Regions from separate parts of the Homo sapiens genome. Here region 1 is linked to region 2. A link is a loop called in an ENCODE intact Hi-C map of the cell type or tissue named here. Cell type or tissue: GM12878. All regions are shown on one strand. Each heading gives the region's core, and the rest is flanking DNA. Links, peaks and the distances in the headings are about the cores only.

Region 1 (9,766 bases), core at 3,510-6,009, 130 kb before region 2:
GTTATGTGGTTTCCTTCACATATGGGAAAAACACAACAACCCTGCAGCTTATGACATTGCTGTCCATGTGTATAAACATGAAAAAATGAACAATTCATGGGTAAGGGAATTTTTCTCATCAATGGCCCCACTCATCTTCACAGGCTGTCTCCTACTGTGAGACTGGACAAGCAAGCCATCTGTGTCTTGGTTTATTTAGATAAAACAAGAATTTTGACTTATATTTCCAAGAAAATGAACTCTGCTCCAAAAGTTGAGCAGAAATTTCCCATAGAGTAATTTAATCAATCCCTGGGAACACCTCATTGCTTTTTGGAATTAGGAACAGCACCAATGTAATTTCCTATATATACATCATTCAAGACTTTTAAAGTTGCAAGTAGCAGAGATCCTGGCTCATACTAACTTAAGCCAACATGGAATGTGTTGTTTATTATAACTAAAACAATTCTGAGTATAGAATTAGGCTTCAACTACATCAAGGGTTTCAATAGTATCATCAGGACACAATCATTCTGACTCCCCCTCTCTTCTTATTCTAATTTCTTCTCTTTCTCATTTATTTCTATTTTACTGTTTTCATCTCTAAGTCCTTCTTTCCACTCTTTTGAATTTATTCTCAAGCAAACTCTCTTACATGATAGTAAGATGCCCACCAGCATCTCCATGTCTATATTTTATAAGTCTAAAGGAAAAGAAATATATTTCTCCCTAACAATTTCAACAAAAATTCCATAGTTGTGCTTCTCTAGCCCTGATTGGCTGACTTGGGACATGTGACCATCCTGGCTGCAACTCTGTGATGTATCCTGTTTAGGCAGGTCCAGATCACATCATCCTCCTCCAGCTAGGAATAGGTCTAGGGTAGGGATATTGTTTCAAGGAATATTAGAGCATTGGTAGCAGATGGTGGAGTAATGCATGCTGTTGAGGCCAAAACAAATGTGTACTACATTCAAAACATTTTAAATATAATTTCTGTACTTCCATACATTCTTTAAAGTTTTGGGCTCACAATAATGATGTTTCCAGTCAAAGAAACTAACATTGTTCATGGCTGTTTTGATTCATTATTTTTCTTTAGGTGGCACTCTTAGTAAAGACTGTATTAAAAATGAGGAAGGTAATAAGAAAAAAAAAGCAGAACCAAACATAAGCTAAAGTCAGAATATTTTCATTGATGGCTAACTAGAATTATTCTATAATTACCCCACCACAGCCCTGAAAGTGAGTCACCAAGAACTGAATATTTATAAGCTTTCTGACCTCAAAAAATTCAAAATCTTAAATGGGGTCACCTAAGGAGACTGTGGAAAACTTCCATGCAACTTATTGGCAGATGATTTCAGTTCTTATTTCAACAAGCTTGGTATGAAATGCATGCCATCTGGTTACTGGGAAAATTCTAGTGCATATTAACTGCTTGTGTGAGAGACATTCCTGCCATTTAGTTGTAAATGATTGCACCTGCAAGTGAAAAAAAAAGAAAAAAAAAAAAAGAGCATGTCTTATCATTTGCTCCCAGGGCTGGAAGATTTGATGACACAATACCGCTATTTCATCCACTTTTAAAATCTGCATCTGATCAGTACAGCTGTTCTCCCACAACTATTTTGAATATGCTGTGTTGTATACTACAGCATAGGATTGTTGGGAGAAATTTTTTAAATAGCACTAAATGTGGAGACTGCAATGGTCCCTTTCTATTTCTTCAAGGCATTTCTGACTATTTCAAAGTAAAATGTAGGTACTTCTGATTTTCATTTCAACTCTATTAAAGAAGCATATTTCAGGAGAAAAGCTTGTATGTGATTCTGTATTCTCCAGGTCCGACTCACATTGGTTGGCAGATCTCTGCCTAAAATGAAGTTATATAGGCACAAGAGAGAAGCCTCTATGTATGGGTCCATCTTCACTTTCCAAGCAAGACAATAGTGATTATCTATGCATCTGGTTTCAAACTCGGAGATCCATGTGCTTGAAAAACTGAAAACCTTGTTACAAAAAGCCTGGCAATACTACAGCTTAATTAATGGATTCAAACTTTATTTCATTTGTGATCCAGTCTGCATTGCCCTCAATACTGCAAAGCCAGCATAGACTAAAGGAGTTCTTGTTGGTACAGCAGAAAGATGATAGAATTTAGAGCTTAGATACAGTTTATTTATATCCTAGCTCTGCCACTTATTAACTGTGCGATCTTGGGAAAATTATTTGCATTCTGTGGGCTTTAAGTTCCTCAAAAGGGGATTAAATACAATTATCCCAGTGAAAAAGAGATGTTTTAATGAAATATGTGAAAGTTCTTGGCACATAGTTAGAATTAAATAAGTGTTAATCGAATGTATCTTCCCTACCTCAAGCATTATAGAAGAGCTCTATTGCATTCAGTCTTCCCAAACTAATCTCCTCTATCAGCTGAATTTACAGCACGCATAAATTATTCTGTTTAATGAATAGCATAGAATCAGATTGCAAGCTCCTCATGGGTAGGAAGCAGGCTTTCTTCTTCATTTTTAAGTGTCAGGTTTTGAGAAAGAATAAGTGAATGTAACTATTGGCAGCATCCTAACCAGTGGAGCTAATTTTATTCCTCTAACACCTATGAAAACCCTCTAGGCAGAACATTTAAAGTATCATTTTGTTTAATAGAGCTCTGATAACCTATTGCCAGAGGTGATCAATTTAATTAAACAGAGAAATTCAGCTATTGATGTGCCCATATCATATAAAATATGGCAGTCAAAGTTCCAGGAATGCAAAATGATTGAAACAAGTGGTGACAAACATACTTATTCAACATCACCAACCTAAGAGGAATACTATACTCTGTTCAGAGATGGAATGGAATTATCAATGATGGCAGCTGAGTAATAACTTGAACCACGACAGTGGGATGGGCAACTGGACTCGTGATATCTCAAATAAAGCCTCTAAATCAACAAATGTGGTGTGGACATCAAAGTCAAATGGTAAACATTTTGAAGACCTGTAACAGCTTATCAACAGAGAAGACATAGTATGGAGTACAACAAAATAGAGACCAGGGATAATGATTTTCAACTATTACCCATCTTTGAAGAGTACCAAAGAATTGAATGGTTGAATCTATTCTTGTTCTTCTGGTTCTTAATGACTTTTTCTCAGAAAAAAATTAGACAGATACATAATTTAGAAAAAAGAAAAGCAAATCTTCATTATTGTATGAAAGGTGTTAAAAATAAAAATACTAATGTTTTATTTATTTGTACTCCAAATTTTCAGGGATATCAATTTGCTTCTTAAACATTTAATTTTACTGTACCAGATTCCAAATGGAGGGCATTGTTTAAAACATTTAGTTTTCCTTAATACCTTTAATGTCTGATATTTGTGATTAATAATTTATATCTTTTAAATCAATGTTTTATCTTTAAAATGTTTCATATTATTAATATGTTTAATATTAAAATTATTTTTAAAGAGCTTTATGCTCCTTTGGCTATGATTCACTAATACTAATAATATTTTGGTTAAGAGAATTTCTTTTTTACTGAATTCATGAGATTTTTAGAAAAAATATTTAATAGTTCAAGATTGAAGTTGCATTTTATTAATTAGAGCTGGAATTTTATTTCTTCATTGTTAAATGTTGTTGCTATTGGAAACATTACTTAAATAATTGTTGGTTTATTGCACAGGTTGGTTAAGGTCAAGGAGACTAAATCCTATCCTGGATTTCAGAGATAACAGAACATATCTGTTTTGATCAGGGAGGTACCATGTGTAAAAAGACGTTCTCTCTCTGGGATCATACCACTTTGCGATTTTAAGATCTTTAATATTTTATGCATTGTGCATTTGTCAGACAAGAAGATACTTTTCCCCATTAAAAAGACATTTCTATTGAGGAAATTGTAGGCCAAAATAACAGCTTATATTTCAGTTAGTAAAAGTTGACCAAAGCTATAAAAGTACAAAGTGTAATTCTACAAGGAATATAACAAATATAATTATAAACCATTAATTACTTTTTTATCTTGATTTTTATCTTTATATTGTGTATGGTCTTAAAAACAGTGATTTTGAAATTAAATATGTTTAAAATAATTATTTAAAGCAAACTATTCAATATTTAAGGCTGTTTTTAATTATTTGGCTTTCTGTGTTTAATTGCACAGTTCTCTAATTCTGCTCTCCATGAAAATGTAGTCCTAATTCCTTCCCCCCAACTCCCCTCCCCTCCCCCCTCCCCTCCCTCCCTCCCTCCCTCCCTGCCTTCCTTCCTTCCTTCCTTCCTTTGGAGACAGGGTCTCCCTCTGTCACCCAGGCTGAAGTGCAGTGGCACGATCATGGTATACTGCAGCCTCAAACTCCTGGGCTCAAGCAATTCTTTCTCCTCAGCCTCCCAAGGAGCTGGGACTGCAAGTACACACCACCATACCACAGGGTTATTTTACATTTTTTCTAGAGACAGGGTCTTGCATTATTGCTCCAGCTTATTCCAAACTCCTGGCTTCAAGTAATCCTCCTGCCTCAGCCTCCCAAAGTATTGGTATTATAGGCATGAACCACTGCACTCAGCTTGTAATCACAATTTCTTATTTTGTCCTTCACAGGATATATAGTTCCACTTTCTAATTTCACCACAAGGTGAGGGTTCATGAAAGGGAATTGGGTAGAAAAACTAGTTATGACAAAGAAAAAGAGGAAGGAAAACAAAAGAAGTGCTTTATGTTTCTCACACTCACTCTTCCTCTGCTTACATCCTTAAAACTCAAGTCTTTTCCTCCTTAGTTTAAAATCCCCTGGAACGAAACAGTGGAGGTTTTATAGCTTAGTCTATTGAATTGGCCCTAACTCATTCTCTGAAGGTAGATGGACAACACAACAATAATAAAACCCTGAGAAAATCACACACACACACACACACACACATACACACACACACACAAACAACAGAGGCACACAAGGCTGGCTGACTACTTTGGTTATTAGAGCAGGCCTGGGTGGGTAAACATAGATAGTCAGAAGCAAAAGGTAGAGAATCGGAGAAAGAGGAACATCCTGAGAATTACACAGGAAACATATTCTGGGCACTCACAGACAACTCTGCCTTGAGGGCTTGTTCTGTCATCAACTTTTCGTTTCCTTCATACCCTTTATCTATCTTACTTCCTATCTTTATTGATGTCAACAAAAAGAGCCAAACTGTAAAATATTTGAAGAGATTTCTTCTGAGCCAAATATGAGTGACCAATGGTCCTCAGGAGATTCTGAGAACATGTGCTGAAGGTGGTCAGGTACAGCTTGGTTTTATACATTTTAAGGAGACATCAAACACCAAGCAAAACATGTAAGATGTACCTTAGTTCAGTCTGGAAAGGCAGGACAACTGAAAGTGGGGGTTTCCATGTCATAGGCAGATTCAAAGATTTTCTGATTGGCAATTGGTTGAAAGAATTATTTATCAATACAAAGGAGTGTCTGGGTTATGATAAGGGATTGTGGATACCAAAGTTGTTTTTTAATTTGAAACAGAGTTTTGCTCTGTTGCCCAGGCTGGAGTGCTGTGGTGCGATCTCAGCTCACTTCAAGCTTCGCCTCCCAGGTTCACACCATTCTCCTGGCTCAGCCTCCCAAGAAGCTGGGACTACAGGTGCCCGCCACCACGCCTGGCTAATTTTTTTGTATTTTTAGTAGAGATGGGTTTCACTGTGTTAGCCAGGATGGTCTCAATCTCCTGACCTCGTGATCTGCCTGTCTCAGCCTCCCAAAGTGCTGGGATTACAGGCGTGAGCCACCACGCCCAGCTGTGAATACCAAAGTTTCATCATGCAGTTGAGCCTCCAGGTAGCAGCCTTCAGAGAATAGATCATAAATATTTTTTAGCAGACTTAAACAGTCATGTTCTATCAGTAATTCCAAAAGGGAGGAGGGTATAATGAGGCATGTCTGGCTCCCCTCTTCCCATCGTGGCTTGAACTAGTTTTCAGGTTAGCTTTGGAATGCTCTTAGCTGAGAGGAGGGGTCCATTTATGTGGTAGGGGAGCCCTTAGACTTTTATTTTTGGTTTACATTGATAAAGTATTTCCCTAGACCAGGGAAGACAGAGTTCCTGGCTCCTATTGGTTGGAAGGGAGGAAGAAGTAGAGGGTCTAACTACTATTCGCCACAATGATTCTAAGGGCAAGTGCTTCATGGGTTCCAACTAATCACCTACAAATAACTTAAGAACAAAACTATTTCTGTTGTGGTGGCTGGATGTATATTGATGCCTTTTTATCTGGGATGAATCTAAGCACTTCCCTTTTATCAATTTTCTCTTTCTCTCTGGAAGGACTACCTCTTACTCGTAGGGACATGTTCTGAGTTGTGTCCCGTGTGGCTTACTTGCATCTAGGTTCTTCATTGTATACCGACTGAAATGTTATCAGTAATAGCTTAGTACTAGCAATACCAGTGAATTAAATGTGGTTAAATTTAAGTTTGAAGTCCTAAAGATAAAATTCTCTAACTTTGAAACACCAGACATCCTCCTTCATTGAGTCAAACATTTCTTAGAAATGAATGTTAGAATCTGTCTTAGAACACGGTCTTAGAAACTGTCTTTGGGTTATCACTTACCAAAAAAAAAATGCCAACTTTTTAGCATGGCATCAAAGATCTTTCATTATCTCTTTGTTATTTCTACAGCTTTTTCATGCATATCTTCTTTATAATGAAACATTTTCAGGTCACTGAATATGCCTCTCCCTCTTGTTTCTGGCCCTTTGTACACACAGTTTCCCTTGTTTCACAGCTCCTTTACCATACTTCCTTGCTGGGCTAAGTTTTCTCCTTCAGGGCAACTTAGATTTACTTCCTTTTATAGATTGTTAACTGATTTTCACAAGAAGATGATAAGTACCACTCTTAGGGTACTCTTAAGGGTTCCCCTGGTACACATGGAACTTACCATGTTGTAGCATTTCACACTCTGTTTTCTTTTTCTGTCTTTGATTGTGCATTTCTTTAGGGAAAGTGCTCTTGTACCTCTGGTATTTAGGTATTTGTTTCTGTGATTAAAACTGGTTATGTCTAGGTACAAACTGATAGAAAAGTACATTATAACTTCGTTAGTGATCCCAAAACTAAATAGATGTTTTTAAATTAGGAGGAAAAAGACTGCACTTTATGGGAGTTCAATTCTAAAATGCAGCTATAGGCCTTAGAGCATAGTCAAGTGTTGACAACTCAGCAATTATTTGCTAAGAATTTGCTCCTCTCTTCCAGTATTCTGTTACATATCTTAGTGGGAGACAACAATATAAGAACAGAGAACACTCTGGTGGGGAAGAATGATTTGAAAGATAAAAATAAATTTGACTTGACTTAAAAGCTAGGGTTGGAGAGTTGTTATAGATTAATTCATTATTTGAAACATTTGAATGATAGGCTGAGAAGTTAGACTAAATGGAATGTCTAGAACCAATGAAGAATTTTAAGGAGAATTATATGGCTATAGTAGTGATAATGACGAGCAAGATGAAAAAAGACACAACTGGAACAGAATTAATTTTCCTTGGAATTACCTTTGCCCTTTATGTACTTCCTTTTCTCTATGGTATTCCATTTTATACTTCTTCAAATGCTGAGTCAAGGACATAAAGTGAAAAGTCCAACTTGGGCACTTTGACACTTAATAACTAAAATTATAGAATCTTCAGGTAAAAACAGTCGCAGTCCATTATTCAATATCTAATTTAATATTTTTCACCTTATTCAGTATTTGAGTTTTCTCCCTATAAGGCTTTTATTACAGTCTATGCTTTTAATTCACTGTATCCTGATCTAGCCCATTTAATTTTGAAAACAATTTTCAAAGAGTTTATTTATTTAATTAAAATATATATTTCTTTTAGATCAACTACGAGTCATAGATCCACTCCTTGAGACTGCATAGAACAAGTCAACACTCTCCTATGATAATTTTTCAAATATTTGAACCCAACTACCTTGTTTTCACTTAGGCTTTTCTACTGCACCTGAATAAATGTTTAATTTCTTTCTTCTTTAGGTGTACTGTCCTAGGAGGACCTTCCTGCTTTAAGTTATGGTTCCCAGTACTAAACTTCATGGATATTTGAGCTAGAGCACAGTAGTAAAATACCAATAGCACAATCTAATTCTTCACACACTATTTCTCTTAATACATGCTAACAAATTATATTATTATTATCATTATTATTTTGTATGCCACTATTAACTCAAACTGGGCTTTCTATAAATTAAATACTCTAAGTTTTTATACAGTGATGCTAAGCTACGTGATGTCATATTATATTTTAAGTACAGAAGTAAAGCTATCAGTCTTTTAAAAAGATACTTGTACAACAGAAATGCTATCCATAAGCATTTTTCCAGACTGTTGACATGCCTGATGAGGGACCCGTGTTTTGTCTTTTTGTAATTTGATTATTGGCTTTTCTAGTGATTCTGCTTTGTTTCCATGCTTAGATTTGATAGATATTTAAAAATAAACACAGTATCTGACCAAACCAATCTCTACTTCATCACAGACAAGGTTTTGGCTTCTTACCAAGTCCACATCACCCCATCCCCATCATCTAACATAGCAGTTGCTATTTTCATCTTTGCTCTCAGTCTTTCATCACTCAAATTTTATAATGACATTGTCTGGTGATAAGATAGGATATAAAAAATAGCATGTTTTCCCTATCCTGTTACTTACACAGTTATGGCTTTTTTGGCCACAAAAGAGAGGTTTTGTATTTATTGCTATCAGATTACTTCATACTAGGTTTGATCCATCACCAGTCTACTCTGATGACAGCATTTTTATCTGGTATATAATGTATTCCATTTCATATATAACATATTTTGGAGATTTAAATGAGAAAGTGTAGTTTTGTTATTATCTTACAAAAACGGACTTAAACATTTATTCTATCAAAGTTTGTTCATTCTTTTTGGTATGAAAATTATTGTAGCTGACAGACAAGTTAGAAGCAAAAGATTAAGAAGCCCAGTTTTTTTTTTTTTTTGATACCACCTTTTATCAGTGACAAACAGCAAGCTCTGTTTTATGCAAATATCTTTTTTTGTTGTTGTTGGTTTTCTCAGCAAACCTTTATTTTCTTCAGAGAAATACTTCACTAACTATTTTTTCCCTTATTTGTTTACTTGTGTATTGCTTTTATTCCAAAGTAAAATAAAATTCATGGAAGTTAAAATTTTCACCAAGACAAGGAAATGATTTTTTAAATGTTCTCATTTTGTGTGTGTGAACAGAGTCATCCAGTCATCCAGCTGTTTTTCAATCCCCACATTATGCTTGTTTGTCAGATTTGTGCATTGAATTGGGAAAATATCATTCATTTACTGCATCTGACTTTGCAGTTTGTAATATAGGTCTGAGATGTATTATTTGTATTCATATCTCCTTTTTCTTTTCTCATAAATGCCATTAAAATACATCTACCCTTAGGTTCATGGGTTTTGACTGTAGGTTTATAACTTCATTAACTGGACTACTATGATGCCTCACTTACATAAATTAGTGCTGTTTGAGTTTGGTTATACGTCTACCATTTCATGTCAATCAGAAGTGTAATCACATCTAGTTATAGGGAATCTCCTGGTTTATTATTGTGCTGAACTGAGGCTCAATTTATTTTAGTTTACTTGCTCATTAATATTAATAATTTATTGGTCACAATATGTATGTTGGTCTATGGACTGTATTTGTCTATAACTTAGCATCTCCTGAAATTGTGCCTTATTA
Region 2 (9,766 bases), core at 3,103-5,602:
TACATAAACTAGGTAAACAACAGAAATTTATTTTCTCACAGTTCTTAAGGCTAGAAGTCTGAGATCAAGCTGTTGGCAGTATTGGTTTCCTCGGTCTCTCTCTATGACTAGTAGATTGTCTATGTCTTCACATGGTCTGTGTGTCTGTGTCCTAACCTCCTTATAAGAACAGCAGTCATATTGGATTAGGATCCACCCATATGATCTCATATTTCTCATATTACTGTCCTTACCTCCTTAAAAGGCCCTATTTCCAAATATGGTCGCATTTTGAGGTACTAGAGATTAAGACTTTAACATGTGATTTTGGGGGAGGGGAGGGACACAATTCAACCCTATAACAATAACCAATCAAGAAATTAATCCTGGGTTAGTTTATACCTTGTAAGACAGAGAGGTAATATCCACATCAAATTTGATATTGGCCTTTTAATTTGTTGGTGCAATGATTTCACATGATGGGCCATGACATACTGGTGAGTGACATGACTTGTGAGGGATATGGAAAATAATTAGTTACTACTTAATGCAATATTTACATGACTAGCATATTATGGAAAATTATATTTTATAGATATGTAAGAAAACATGTAATTGGAGTGGGTTTGAAATTTATTGTATAATCCACTCATATGCAGTGAATATTTTTTCTTAAGAAAAGAAGGGTGTTACAATAGTGCTGCCAAGGGGCCACCAACAGCCTGCAGCCTTTCTACAGCATGTAGAGTGTGTTACCAATATTGATGTACCAATAATTGTAGGCATTACAAGTTACTTCTAATGTAAAAGTGCTTGCTTGGTGTATTAGTCCGTGTTCACGCTGCTGATAAAGACATACCCAAGACTGGGCAATTTACAAAAGAAAGGTTTAATGGACTCACAGTTCCACATGGCTGGGGAGGCCTCACAATCATGGTGGAAGGCAAGGAGGAGCAAGTCATGTCTTACATGAATAGCAGCAGGCAAAAAGAGAAGAGAGAGTTTGTGCAGGGAAACTCGCCTCTATAAAACCATCAGATCTTGTGAAACTTACTCACTTTCATGAGAACAGCATGAGAAAGACCAGCCCCCATGATTCAATTACCTCCCACCGGGTCCTTCTCACAACACATGGGAATTTTGGGAGCTACAATTTAAGATGAGACTTGGGTGGGGACACAGCCAAACTATATCACTTGGTTTGTTTGTTTGCTTTTCATTTTCAAAACAGCTTTATTGAGATATCATGGAGGTATAAAAATTGCATTTATTGCATACATTGTGAAATGATGACTAAATTCCAGACAATTAGCGTATTTCACTTCTACATAGTTACCATTTCTGTATGTGAATGTGTGTATATATGTGGTGAGACAATTTAAGATTTATAATGTTAGGAAATTTCAAGTAAAAACATAGTATTTTTATTATTTAATTTATAGCAAATTTAATACTTATTTAACTATGGCTACCATGCTGTACATTAGATCTCTAGAATGTATTCATCCTGCATAACTAAAACTTTGTATCCTTTGACCAATATCCTCCCATTGCCCCTGCCCTCAGCCCCTGGCAACCGCCATTCTACTCTGTGCTTCTGTGAATTTGACTATTTCAGATTCCTCAAATAAGTGAGATCATGTGGTATTTCTCTTTTTGTGTGTTGCTTATTTAACTTAGCATAAAGCTATACAGCTCCATTCATGTTGTTGTAAATGGGTAGGTTCCTTCTTTTTAAAAACTAGACTGGTAGGGTACAGTGGCTCACGCCTATAATCTCAGCACTTTGGGAGGCCAAGGTGGGTGGATCACAAGGTCAGGAGATCAAGACCATCCTGGCTAACACAGTGAAATCCCATCTCCACTAAAAATACAAAAAATTAGCCGGGTGTGGTGGCGCATGCCTATAGTCCCAGCTACTCGGAAGGCTGAGGCAGGAGCATCGCTTGAGCCCAGGAGGTGGAGGGTGCAGTGACCCGAGATCATGCAACTGCACTCCAGCCTGGGCGACAGAGCAAGACTCCCTCTCAAAAAAAAGAAAGCTAGAGAATATTTCATTGTGTATGTATATGTATGTGTGTATATATATATGTATGTGTGTATATATATGTGTGTGTGTATATATATATATATATATACACATACACACACATGAATACATACCACATTATTCATCCATCATAGGACATTTATATTGTTTCTATATCTTGTCTTATGCTACAGTGAACCTGTATTCATATCTTAGTCAATGCTAAATAAACATTAAAGCGCAGATATTTCTTTGCAATCATGTTTTCAATTATTTTTAGATCTACACCCAGAAATGGGATTGCTAGATCATATGGTAGTTCTATTTTTAATCTTTTGAGGAACTACCACACTATTTTCCATAATGGGTGTACTATTTTACATTTCCATCAATATTGTACAAGGGCTTCCTTTTTGCCTCATCCTCACCAACACATGTCCTCTTTTGTCTTTTTGATGCTAGCCATCCTAACAGGTGTAAGGTGATACCTCATTGTGGTTTTGATTTACAGTTCTCTGATGATTAGAGATGTTGAACACCTTCTCATTTGCCTGTTGGCCATCTGGATTTCTTTTGAGAATTGCCTATTTAAATCCTCTGCCCATTTTTTAACTCAGTTATCTGTAGTTTTGGTATGGAGATGTATGAGTTTCTAATCTATTTTGAATATTAACTCCTCATTAGTTAGATGGTATACAAATTTTTCTCCTATTCTTTAAATTGCCTCTTTATTTTGCTGATTATTTCTATTACTGTGCAAAATCTTTTTATCAGAATCCCATCAGCATTATTTCCAGAAGTAGAAAATATCAGAAAGTTCAAATGAAACTATAAAAGATCTTGAATAGCCAAAGCAATCCTGAACAAGAATAAAGATGGATGCATCAAATTTCCTGACTTCAAATTATAAATTACAAAGCTGCAGTAACCAAAACAATATGGCACTGTCATAGAAAACAGTCACGTGAACCAATGGAACAGAATTCAGAACCCAGAAATAAACCCACACATTTACCCTTAACTAATGTTCTGCAAGGGTAGCAAGAACACACAATGGGGAAAAATGTTCTCTTCAACAAATGGTATTGGGAAAATTGGACACCCACATGCAAAAAACAAACAAACAAAAAAACAAAAGCACCAACAACAAAAAAAGGAAAGAAATTGGATCTCTATCACCATGCACAAAAACTAACTCAACGTGGATTAAAGATTTAAACATAAAACTTGAAATGGTAAAATTACTAGAAGAAAACATAGGGGAGATCCTTCTTGACATTTGCCTTGGAAATAATTTTCTGAATATGACATCATAAGCACAGTCAATAAAAACAAAAATAGATAAATCAGATAACATCAGATTTTTTTTTATTTTTAAATTCAGTATGCCCATAGGCATACTATGATGCATATGTGACCCTCATCCATTAGGTCTATAGTAGCAGAGTAAAGGTTAAGAACCAACAAGTGACAGCCCTGTAGCTAAAATGCTAATGTCAGGAGGCTAGTCCTTCTTTGTGCTAGACTGCACCATAAGTGCAGAGAACTGAATATGTTTGCATTATACCCTATGCCCCATTAGATTAAAAAAAATTCCCTGTGCTGTAGTTCTAGACTCCTCTGAGCCAAGTTAAGACTGTTAAATTTTTTTAATGCAATAAAATAAGTCCCAGACACAGAGAAAAGGCAATACAATTTCTCAGGTACTGAACTCAGCTGCCAATTACTTTGGACCTTGAAAGCAGCTGGACGGAGAACACCTGATGGGCTGTAGCAGGTGACAGGTGGCAGAGGGCACTGTAGATGGACCTGGAGGGAGCAGGGATCCAGGCTTTGGCTTTGGCCCAGCAACACCAGGCCAAGTAGGAGGAGACATTCTTAGTGCTGTGGTATCACTATCACCTGTTTCCCAGTGCTTAGAGTCTGGAAAAGGGATAAGCCCTTGCTTCTAAATGCATTTGTAGGTCACAATGTTTGCATTTGCAAATGTGATAAGCTCTCCCTCTAATCTCTATTTCTTGGTTCCCACGTATGTTCCAATTCTTGCTTGAGGCTTCCCTGTGGTGGGGTCTTACAATAGCTCTTACGACTCATATTCTCCTGTTTCAAAATAACTCAGCTCTCCACTCACCATTCCAACTATCTTTTGCAACTCAAATTACCCCAGGGCTAAACATTAAGCTACATATTAAGAGAAAGCTCATTGAAATAATTTTTACCTTGATGTGAGTAACTAATGAGGAGGCTATCTTGACTCTCCAGGGGCACTTGTGTTTCAAAAATGGAAATTTGTTAACTAAAGTAAATTGCCAATTAGTGGACAGTGTTGTGGTAAGAAAAAAAGGTGAAGGAAGTTTCCAGACTGTAAGGGAAATATTTCTGGAAAGAAAAACTTTCTCTCTGTGCATTCTCATTCCTCTTTACTCATACAGGTACTTACAAAATTTTAACTGTAAGTTTCTTGCAATATTATTATCATAAGATGAAAATATATTTCAACATTTTCATGGACTCTGATAATAGTCTCACTGACAATGTACTTTTTATTTTTTTTAAACATTTATTTTGTCTTATTTGTTGGATGTTATCTAAGTTAACTGAAGAACACTTCGTAACTTCCAAATATTTTTCTATCGAAAAAATTTGAGGCCATCTTATAGAGAAACAATATAGAGTAGTACATACAAGACTTCTGGTATTTTACAATTTGTTAATAATGGCTTAAATGTTTTTGCTTTGTTTTGCTATTGGAACTGTAATAACACAGAATAGCAGTTGGCATCAAGTTGGAGGCCTTGCCTTAAATCCAGGCTCTACTGCTTACTACTTATGGATTTGGGGCATGTTATTTTCTCCTATTTGTGCCTCTGTTTCTTCTTACTTACCTTGCAGATTCATTATGAAGATTAAATCAATTAATGCATGTAAAGTGCTTATCATAGAACTTGGCATCTTATAAAGGCTCAATAAGTGCTAGCTATATTATTGTTATCACCTCTATACCTTCTCTGTGCTTCCAAAAGCAGATTTTATTTAATGTTTAAGTCCTAAATGTTGAATATATATTATGTCACCCACAGAGAGGAAGAATAATCTGAGTCATGTAATTACAACTAAAAAAGTATCATGATCTACCCACAGGTACTTTCCTCTGAACAGCACCTAAACATTGTCTCATTTTAAATTTCTTGTCACTATACTAACAGTTTATAAATAAATACACAGTAACCTCAGAGGGAGGCCTGGCATGTCCGGTTTAGGCAGTAGCCAGCTGGGCTGAGGGCTGCTGGCTTTGGGTCAAGAGCAAGCGCCCCCATGCCGGTCATTAGTTGCCAGGAAATGCTTTCCTTATTAGTCATTATTGCCTGAGGATTTTCTAGTGATAGAGTGTTAATACTGTAAGAAATGCTATAATTGCATGACTAGATTAGAAGATATGTACTGTACTTCATTATTCTACTTTGAAGTCTACCACTAAAGTGATCACTTTGCCAAAGAAAAAAATATGGAATATATTTCAAAGAATTTTCAATGTAAATGTAGATTTAGTTGTACAATTAAGAGCAGAAACAAGTAAGCGGGACTAGTAAGTGAGATTAAAATGTTAGAAACATATTCTATCAATAAATGCATTTATTGAGAGCCTACTATGTGCCTCACATCATCCTAAGAAGAAGACATGGCCTGTGATGACACAGACATTTGACATTTACAATCCTGTTAGAGAATCAAAACTAAGAGGTATAAAACAATAGAAGAAATAGCACTGTTCGTGTCACAACTTTGTACTGAGATAAGCAATACTAATTTATAAAAATTGCTTGGCAAACAAAGTCATCTGAACTTAGACAAGGTATTTGAATATGGTTAAGCAATCGGCAATGCTATTTGAGAACTTTTAACCTCGACTTCAAATGTTCCACTTGAGAGCTAGGATTGCAGGCATTTCTTGCTGCCAAAGCCACTTGGTAACCAGATCTCAAAACAATAAAAGGCTAAAAAGAACCTATTAGTGCTATGAAACTTTTCTGCTAAGAAAACTTAGAACAGCACAGAAATTACCACACAGATACTCTTTGTGCAAAACTTTTTACTAGGAGTCACCAGAAATAAAGGTGCCCGACAAACATTAGATGAGTGAAGAAGGGAGAAAGAAGGGGTGTGGGGTGGCTAATGTCTACTGGCCACCTGGGCCTGCCCTCTACCAGGTTCCAGACAGCAAGGTAACCACGTAAACTTAGGAGGGACGGAGCCCATCCTACAAGGCTATTCTGGTACCATCTTGATGCTTTAGACCTTATTTTCAGAAATCCATGAGCATCTCTAAAATGGGTCTGACCTTGGGCTTTTAAAACAAATGTTTAAAAATTAAGCTAACTTATATAATACCATTAACGACTGATAGACTGAAACCCAATTTCTTGGTTTCTAATGGCAATTTTTTTTTTTGTATGGTGCATTTGAGGATCATCTTTGGATCCCAAACATATTTGGTTCTCTATTACCAGTAGCTGTGCTTTAGCAGAATATCTGTTTTTGTATAGATACATTTTATGAAGAATGTTCAAAACTAAACTCTTTAGCCAATAAAGATGTTTCTCTCTTTTATGGAGGATATGTACAGTGTCTTAATAACTTGAAGGGTGGGACTCACAGCATGTACTGAATGTGATGGCTTTTAGCAAACTTAAAATTCAATGTAGTCATCTCATTTACCTGTGGTAATGGGGCACAGGAACAACATAGATAGCTGAACTTCAGAAAATACAGTTTTTTTTTTTTTGTTTTTTTTTGTAGTTTCAACTACTTCTGCAGAGATTTCAAGGAAAAAAGGAGACTCAGATTTCCATTCCTCTCCTTATTCTTCATGATCCAAAGTCCTTGTATCCCAACAACATAGTACAAACAATAACAGTAAGAGGATGAAGGAGAAATGCCGTGTGGCAGACAGGCCGCAGAGGGCCCCCGTGCCCAAACCCTGTATAAATCTTCTTCCCTTGAGTGCAGCAGATATGTGTGACTTGCTTCTAATCAGTGGAATCTAGAAAAGGTGAGGGGTTATTTCTGTGATTACATTATGTTGAGGATTCTCCCTTCTCAGTCCGAAGTAAGAGATTCTCCTTGCTAGGTTGATGAAGTAAACAGCCATGTAAGCCATTCCTTACTTCCAAGTAAGGAAACTCACATAGCCAGAAACTGAGGTTCTGGAGCTGAGGGCAGCTCCTAGAGCCTGAGGCAGCCTTGCAGCTGATGGTCAAAAGCCAGTCCCTCAATCATATGGCATCAAGGAAACGGATTGTGCCAATATCCTGAGTGAGCTTTGAATTGGACTGTTTTCCAGTAGAGTCTCTCGATGAGAATATAGCCCTACTAGCACCTCAATTGCAGCCTATGAGGCTCAGCAGGGAACCCAACTAAGCCCTTCCTAGATTCCTGATCCATGGACACTGTGAGCTAACAAATATGTATGTCTCTTAAGCTGCTAATTTTGTTGTAATTTGTTATACAGCAGTAGAACACAAATGTAGATTTGGGTTTCTGAGTGTTGTTAGAAGGTTCACAGCTGACACTCCTATAACAAATGACAGGTTAGCAAGAGACAAAGCATGACAAATTCATTTAATCAAAGTTTTACATGACATAGGAAGATTCAGAAATGAAGACTCAAAGGCCCAGGGAAAACTGTGCGATTTTAGGTTTAGGTTCAATGAAGAAGGGACAGCCATGTAAATATGTGATTGGAATAAAAGGACGTGATCTAATAATAATTATCTGAGGGGGACTTAGCAAGGTCTGTTTGTTCAGATTCTTCTTGGCCTCTAGCATACCTCACCCAGGTATGCAACAGGACCCTTCTGGAATGAGGGTCTTAGGGCCTACTTTGAAGGGAGGTAGGTCAGAGAATGACCTCTCTAGGTTTTACGGTTTGTGCTGGGGGTGAGGAGTTCTAGTTTCTAGGACTTGCCCTGGGGAAGAGGAATTCTAATTTCTGTGACTCTAGTTTGTGGGAGAAATGAGGGAAGAAGAAAGGAGGGTAGGAGAAATGATGGAAGAAAAGAGGATGGGAGAAGATCAGAGAAAACTTCTTGCTTCTGAAGTCCTTCCAATCTCCTTCAGTTCAAAGTACTCAGCATGTCAAAGTGCCCTACTTTGCAGTATTGTGTTTTAAGCCCCAACAAAGCAAAGTACTGCTATAACAAATACCTGTCATGTAACAGCAGCTTTGGAACTGGTCAGTGGGCACAACCTGGAAAAATTTTGAACAGCATGATAGAAAAATCTAATTTGCCTTGAGCATACTGTTCATGGAAGTCTGGACTTCAAGTATATTGATAGTGTGGGCTCAGAAGAACATGAGGAATATTTCATTGGAAACTGGAGGAATGGGATCCTTGCTATTATATAGTGTTAGAAAGCTTGTCTCCTGTAGTTTCATGGAAGGCAGAACTTGTAAGTGACAAAGTTGAATATATAGCTAAGGATATTTCCATGCAATGGTCAGTTGGATTGCCATTGGGCTGCTTGGTTTCTTCTTACCGCTTATAATAAAATGCAAGAAGAGAAAGATAAATTGAGGAAAGAACTGTTAAGTACAAAGAAACCAGGATTTGATAACTTGAAACTTCCCAGCCTTTACAGAGGGTAAAAGATTCTAACATGAGGAGATGTTTTCCTGGCAGGAAAGCATGCTTTAGAGAAAGAGCCAAGAATGCGACTGTATAGACTTTTGGTGAAACCTCGGAAAGATAAAGAAGTCAGAGTATTTAGTCACAAGAATTAAGGATATGCTTCTCAGATCCTCTCAATCAAACCAAAGGGTCTTTAGGAAATTGAATGGAGATGTTCCTTAGACAGCTCAGAAGGAGGCTGATGTATGGAAGGATTTGTTTTTTATTTTATTATTTATTTCTTTATTTGAGATGAAGTCTCGTTCTATTTCCCAGGCTGGAGTGCAGTGGTGTGATCTTGGCTTACTGCAACCTCCGTCTCCCAGGTTCCAGCAATTCTCTTGCCTCAGCCTCCTGAGTAGCTGGGGTTACAGGCACAGACCACCATGCCCAGCTAATTTTTTCTTTCTTGTACTTTTAGTAGAGACAAGGTTTCACCATGTTGGCCAGGCTGGTCTCAAACTCCTGACCTCAAGCGATCTACCCACCGTGGCCTCCCAAAGTGCTGGGATTACAGGTGTGAGCCACCATGCCTGGCAAGGAGAATTTGTCTTAAAAAGAAGTGTGGATGGAGCTTTTTTCTGAGAGTGAACCCCATTAAAAGCCATAGGAAACACACAAAGTTATTGAGAAAATTATTTCAGCTGAAACATTGCTAAGCTTGGACTGAGAAAGATAGAGATAGAGATACAGATAGAGAGAGATAGAGATAGAGATAGAGGAAGAGAGAAAGAGGGAGAGAGATGGAAAGAGAGAGAGAGAGAGAATAAAGTGAAAGGAAGAAAGGAGGCTACTGGACCCCTACATTTCTACTGGCAGATTCCAGCTGATTACTATTCAGCTGTAAACATGTATCTTTTATGAAAAAGGAAGGACAGCAAAAAAGATAGAATCAAGAACCCAGATGTAGAGCCAGAAGCCATGGAGGATTATTCCAGGCCTTGAAACCTAATCAAGGTACCCTGGCTGGAGTGTAACCAGCTGGGTTTCTGAACTGCTATCCAACAGTGATTGTTTTTCCACTTCTATTTTTTGCCCTTTTTGAACTGGAGTGTCTGAAGCTGTTACCCTATGCCTGCTCCACCACTGT

The links. Hi-C counts contacts between places; a loop is a spot of excess contacts. Peaks named below come from ENCODE experiments on the same cell type or tissue, not always from the same donor. Only the 100,000 strongest peaks of a DNase experiment are listed, where the experiment ranks them.
Region 1: a loop joins it to region 2, with 2.2 times the contacts of the local background. A loop is called at or near these places in 2 of 110 quality-filtered maps.

What each region holds. Positions count from the first base shown.
Region 1 is chr1:199,395,445-199,405,210 of GRCh38, reverse strand. No RefSeq gene overlaps it. Among named protein-coding and RNA genes, the nearest start is that of LINC02789, 250 kb to the right of the region's middle. In GM12878, for the core only: no CTCF peak of the experiment used is centred there; DNase peaks (open chromatin) are centred at 4,700 and 5,000; H3K27ac peaks cover 893 bases.
Region 2 is chr1:199,268,379-199,278,144 of GRCh38, reverse strand. The region is part of intron 3 of LINC02789 (long intergenic non-protein coding RNA 2789); the gene reads right to left. Among named protein-coding and RNA genes, the nearest start is that of LINC02789, 120 kb to the right of the region's middle. RefSeq lists an enhancer at 4,671-5,870. In GM12878, for the core only: no CTCF peak of the experiment used is centred there; DNase peaks (open chromatin) are centred at 4,104 and 5,254.